2 separate regions of the Homo sapiens genome follow, and region 1 is linked to region 2. The links are chromatin contacts, found by Hi-C or POLR2A ChIA-PET in ENCODE. All regions are on one chromosome and are shown on one strand. The core of a region is the stretch at or near the end of the contact, and the rest is flanking DNA. Distances in the headings are between cores, read along the strand shown.

Region 1 (2,736 bases), core at 181-2,680, 110 kb before region 2:
CTTAGATAAAATATGAACTGTGGACTATGGATTTCACCTCTGCTAGACTCTGTGTATTGAGCGCCACAGGGAGGCTGTGAGTCTGTTGCAACAATTGGGATTAGGGTTTCCTGGTCACTGAGTGGAAGCAGCTGAGTGGGCAGTTTATCTGTGCGGGGTAGGAGGAGTCTTGGGTGGGCTCAGCCCTGTGGCAGTGCACTCTTGGGGTTTTGATAGCTTACCTGACTTTTTTTTTTTTTTTTTTTTTAATAGACAGGGTCTCACTCTGTTGCTCAGGCTGGAGTGCAGTGGCACGATCACAGCACACTGCAGCCTCGAACTCCTGGGCTCAAGTGATCCTCCCACCTCAGCCTCCTGCGTAGCTGGGACTACAGACGCACACCACTTTGCATGGCTAACTTTTAAATTTTTTGTAGAGACGAAGTCTCCCCATGTTGCCCAGGGGTGGTCCAGAACACCTGGCCCCAAGCCGTCCTCCCACTTCAGCCTCCCAAAGCATTGGAATTATAGATGTGAGCCACTGCGTCCAGCCGGCCTTACCTGACTTTTGAAAGCCAGGTGAAAGAGAGGTTCAGGACTCCATATACACTGTCTACACTACAGCATGGTATACATCTCTCTTTCTAAATCCTTGCTGGGCACACAGGATTCTTCACAAACCAATTTCAACAGGGAACAGCCCATCTGAAAAATATGCACCATTCCTAAAGTCATGCCTTGCATTCCTGTGAAAGTCACTCCTGACTTGCTAAATAGCCACTGCAGGGCGCCTCAGAGTGACCACGATTGAAGTTGGATGAAACAACTTCTACTGATGCCAAATGGTGGTATATCACCCTGCCTGCGGACTAGTGGCGCCATGAATGTAAGATAATATTATGACAAGGAAGTTAAGAAGCACAGGAAATGAAAACAATACAGTGGCTTGGGATACAGATCCAGGACAGAAACGACTTCAGAGCGGTCAGGGTGTGTTTGTAAAAGCATAGGTTGTTTAAGCAAAAAACCATTGGGCAGAAACCCATAGCAGCCACTCTCAGTCCGCAGCTCACCAGGAGAAGTGCAGAACGTTTTGAAAAACTGTTCCACTCAAGCAAGGACTATGCTAGACAGAGGAGAGCTGTTGAGAAGGCAGAGGCTGTGTTTGGCCAGCCAAATCCCTCACAGGGCCACATTTGCTGACTAAGTAAATAAGAGTGGATGCTGAGAGGGGCCGTTAGAATGTGCAAGGGCTCACTTTAAAAATATGTTCCTAGGCTGGGTGCAGTGGCTCATGCTTATAATCCCAGCATTTTGGGAGGCCTAGGTGGGACGATCACGAGGTCAGGATTTGAGACCAGCCTGGCTAACATGGTGAAACCCCCGTCTCTACTAAAAATACAAACATTAGCTGGGTGTGGTGGCACGTGCCTGAAATCCCAGCTACATGGGAGGCTGAGGCAGGAGAATAGCTTGAACGTGGGTGGCAGAGGTTGCAGTGAGCCGAGATTGCGCCACTGCACTCCAGCCTGGGTGACAGAGTGAAACTTTGTCTCAGAAAAAAAAAAAGAAAATATGTTTCTATTTCCTTTGCTTCCTCTTATGTTCTGTTGATTTAGCACATACTGTGACAGCTTTTACTTTTGGCCTGATGGTAGCTTGGTCAGGGAGTCTGAATATGTGGACAGGGTACAGGATTTGGTCCTCTTGTTTAGTGTTCATTTCTGCAGTGGATCTAACTCCTGGCGGTCCTTGATAAGCTGATCTGGGGCTTTCCTAGGTCCCCTAAGCCTGATGAGACTGCACGAGTGGGCAGGGGAGGGACTTAAGATTCTTGCCAATCTGACCGTAAGATAAACAGGGGTAAATGGCCAAGAGATGTTGGCCAGAGGAAGGCCTTTGAGTGCCTCAGGAACCAAGTAGGAGAGGAATCTGAGGAATTGAGGCTGCTCAGACGTGCCAGACGTTGGCTGGCTGGTTTCCAGTGGTGAGCCAGATGGTTTTGAGAACCAGAGGCCAGTATTTTGGGCAGGAGTAGTGACTTGTGAGAAATGAAGTAGAAAAAGGCCAGGAACCCTGACATCTAAGAAGGTGGATGGATGGGATGGCAAAGAGTCTTACACCCCAGAAATCCTCCCATTTCAGATAAGGAATAAGAGGTACACTCTAGACCCAAAAACTGTGTTTTGGGTGGGAGGAGACTTGCCTAGAGACCCGGCCAATAGGACATTCCAAGAGGTGAGACTGATCTGCCAGCCGGACTTTCAATATCCAATTCACCCTTTTACTTACTCTAAGCCCAAGAAATGAGAATTAGGGGAACCCTATCTCTGTGAGGGAAATCCCAGCTCCAAAAAGTTTATCCCCTCAAGATGAGGTGATCAGTTCCCAGAACTGCAGCAAAGCCTGAGGCTAGGGCACCCAAAAACAAAGCTCCAAGAGCATTCAGGAGAACTGAAGGGAGGATTGTGGAAGCATCTCAGAATGTTCCAGGGCAGCAGAACAACCAGGCATGCTCTTAGGGTCATGTAACATTAGATGCTAAAGAGGCCCTAGGAATCTACACAGAAAAGACCTGGCTGGGCGCGTTGGCTCATGCTTGTAATCCCAGCACTTTGGGAGGCCGAGGCGGGCGAATCACTTGAGGTCAGGAGTTCGAGACCAGCCTAGCCAACATGGTGAAACCCTGTGTCTACTAAAAATACAAAAATTAGCCACCCATGGTGGTAAACAGCTGTAATTCCAGCTACTCGGGAG
Region 2 (2,700 bases), core at 111-2,610:
AAAACCCACCAAAATCAAGATGGCAATGAGTGTAGGATCCTCACTGCTACAGTCCCACCAGCACCATGACAGTTTACAAATGCCATGGCAACATCAGGAAGTTACCCTATGTGCTCTAGAAAGGGGAGGCATAAATAATCCATCCCTTGTTTAGCATATCATCAAGAAATAACCATAAAAATGGGCAACCAGCAGCCCTTGGGGCTGCTCTGTCTACGGAGTAGCTATTCTTTTATTCCTTTCCTGTCTTGTCTTTTTTTTTTTGAGACAGAGTCTGGCTCTGTTACCCAGGCTGGAGTGCAGTGGCATGATCTCAGCTCACTGCAGCCTCCACCTCCTGGGCTCAAGCAATTCTCCTGCCTCAGCCACCTAGTAGCTGGGATTACAGGCGTGCACCACCACACCCGAATATTTTGTATTTTTCTTTTTCTTTTTTTTTTTTTTTAGTAGAGATGGGTTTCACCATGTTGGCCAGGCTGGTCTCGAACTATTGACCTCAGATGATCCGCCCACCTCGGCCTCCCAAAGTGTATTCCTTTACTTTCTTAATAAACTTGCTTTCATTTTAGTCTACAGTCTCACTCTGAATTCTTTCTTGTGTGAGATCCAAGAACGTTCTCTTGGGGTCTAGATGGGGACCCCTTTCCTGTAACAAGTGTACAGTTGGAGGCCATTGAAAAACAACCAAGCCTAAGATGGGACATGATACCATCTTAAGAATATTTGTATTTGTCTCTCTGACACTGTCTGCAGACTAGGGTCACTCAAAGGATGGATGTGGATCTCTTGATTTTCCAACTCTCACTTTCACCAAGCATTTTGACAAGGGTTGGAGGGGTCCTTTAATAAGAGGTATAGGCGAAGGAGGTAGGAACTAGTCTCTTCATCTGGACCAGAGAAGGAACTCTGGTTCTGCAAACAAATGAAAAGCTTAGGAAGGCCTTGTCCTGACAAAATTCACAGGCTTCTAATCCTCTCCCTTCCCCACCTTAAAAACACACAAAATTAAGGAAAAGACAAGAAAGGCGGTAAGATTCTTGAAAGAGCTTTCAAAAATGAGAAAAGAAAAACAAGAGAATAAACAGCACAATGTGTCCTGATATGTTAATATGTTTCCCTTTCGTTTTGCGTTTTTTTTCCCCTTTCCTTCAAAAAAAAAAAAAAAATCTAGGATTTTGTCTCCTCTAAGGAGAAATTAGGAAGGAAAATCTGACATAATCTCCAGAGCTGTAAAACTTCTTTGTATGCCGTCACTTGAGTGCTTTTTCTTACATTCCCTTAAGTAGCCAACCTACCATGTGGCGAGTTTGTGAAGCCAGGAAGGGAGGCAGTAACCCGAGAGGCGCTGCAGGGCGGCTCCCCACGGCGAGGGAGGGCAGGCGGAGCCCCAGCTCCTCCCAGCCGGCTGAGCGCTCGGCCCCTCCTATGGCCGCAGGGGAAAAGGAGGAGAGACCTACATTTAAAAAGGCAGGAACCTACCAACTGCAGAGTGAGAATTCCCATTCGTGAGGTCAAATCGAGGTCAAGAATTTCCTAACCATCTCTGAAAACCCCCTATTTAGGGGGTCAAGTCGGGCTGGCAACGCCCCAAATCATTAACTAAATCTAACTTGATCTTCAAAAACACAGCCTAGGACTGTTTTTCTTTCTTTCTTCTGCCTGAATGTTTCTCAGTGGCATTTCTGTTACTTCCTGTTTGTGACCGGGCTTTCCTTGCCCTACTTCCTTTTTTAGGGGTTTAGGTTGCCTCGACGGCCATTTCCACTTAGATAGATGGAAAAGGGGTGTGTGTGCGTTGGATTGGAAGGGAAACAGCTCACATTTATTTTTATGTTGTAAAAGTCTTTTCTCATGCATTCACATTCTTTCATTTACGTTCTACAGCAACACTATGAGACCAACAATATGATTATGCCCAAATTACAGTTAAAGAAACTCAGGCTCAAAAAGATTAAATAAGATGTCCAAGTTCACGCATCACATAAAGGCGCAAAACCTGGATCTGCGTTCCAAGGGTCTGAAATCCAAAGGGGCTTGGGGATTTCACGAGGTCTGAATCTAAAACTGAAGTTCTTTTCATTTATTGAACCCTTAAGGGAGACCTAACTTTAACTTATTTGGCAAAACTTTATTCAGGGAAGACTTTTATTCAATCTTTATTACAGAGTTTATTCTTCAAATGTAAAGAAAAGACTTAGCTTAGTGCCTTCCCCAGAGCAGTGGGAGAATTATGAAAGATGTACTATTGCTTTTTTTTTTTTTTTTTGGCAACCTCTCTGCTCTGCTGGCTTTCACCCTGGCCATCCCAGGACCGAGCTGGGGCGTTCAAGCTTGCCTCGGAGCCAGGCCTGCACTTCCAGCGTCAGGCAGTAGGGGGAGCAAGTGTGCAAGAGGAGGAAAGCGGCTCCAATTGGGCAGGAAACGTTTGAGACCATGTGTCCTTACCCGGCTCCGGTTGAAAATTTAATTTTTTTGGCTGCCTGAATGCTTAGGACCCATGGCTCCAGGCTTCTCTGCAAAAATTTATGCTTACTGATTTGTAGGGTGGGAAAAACCAGCCTCAGGGAGTTGTAGAAAAAGATTACATGTGTCCCCTGGATCAGAGGAAGTAAAAACCTCCACACGGTTGCTGGGGAAGGATCCAGGCCTCCTGGCCTCTGCCCCTATGTGAGGGGGAGAGGACGCAGAGGCCCGCACTAT

Evidence for each region. A loop is a pair of places that touch in the nucleus more often than their neighbours do. ChIA-PET counts read pairs that join two places held with the same protein, here RNA polymerase II (POLR2A). Pooled maps may share reads with other maps.
Region 1: a map of ascending aorta shows a loop between it and region 2 (5-fold over the local background). The contact joins two enhancer-like sites. A Hi-C loop is called at or near these places in 6 of 168 maps with a recorded cell type or tissue (aorta, ascending aorta, dorsolateral prefrontal cortex and 2 more) and 9 of 50 pooled maps. POLR2A ChIA-PET finds 5 or more read pairs at or near these places in 5 of 52 experiments (A673, BJ, MCF 10A and 2 more).

What each region holds. Positions count from the first base shown.
Region 1 is chr4:38,209,766-38,212,501 of GRCh38, forward strand. No RefSeq gene overlaps it. Among named protein-coding and RNA genes, the nearest start is that of LINC02513, 160 kb to the right of the region's middle. Within about 2 kb of position 1,431, at least 10 of the 41 ENCODE cell types and tissues checked have a DNase peak (open chromatin) inside an H3K27ac peak, as active enhancers do; they include ascending aorta, where a contact is called at or near this core.
Region 2 is chr4:38,317,636-38,320,335 of GRCh38, forward strand. No RefSeq gene overlaps it. Among named protein-coding and RNA genes, the nearest start is that of LINC02513, 48 kb to the right of the region's middle. RefSeq lists enhancers at 294-794, 795-1,295. Within about 2 kb of position 1,361, at least 38 of the 41 ENCODE cell types and tissues checked have a DNase peak (open chromatin) inside an H3K27ac peak, as active enhancers do; they include ascending aorta, where a contact is called at or near this core.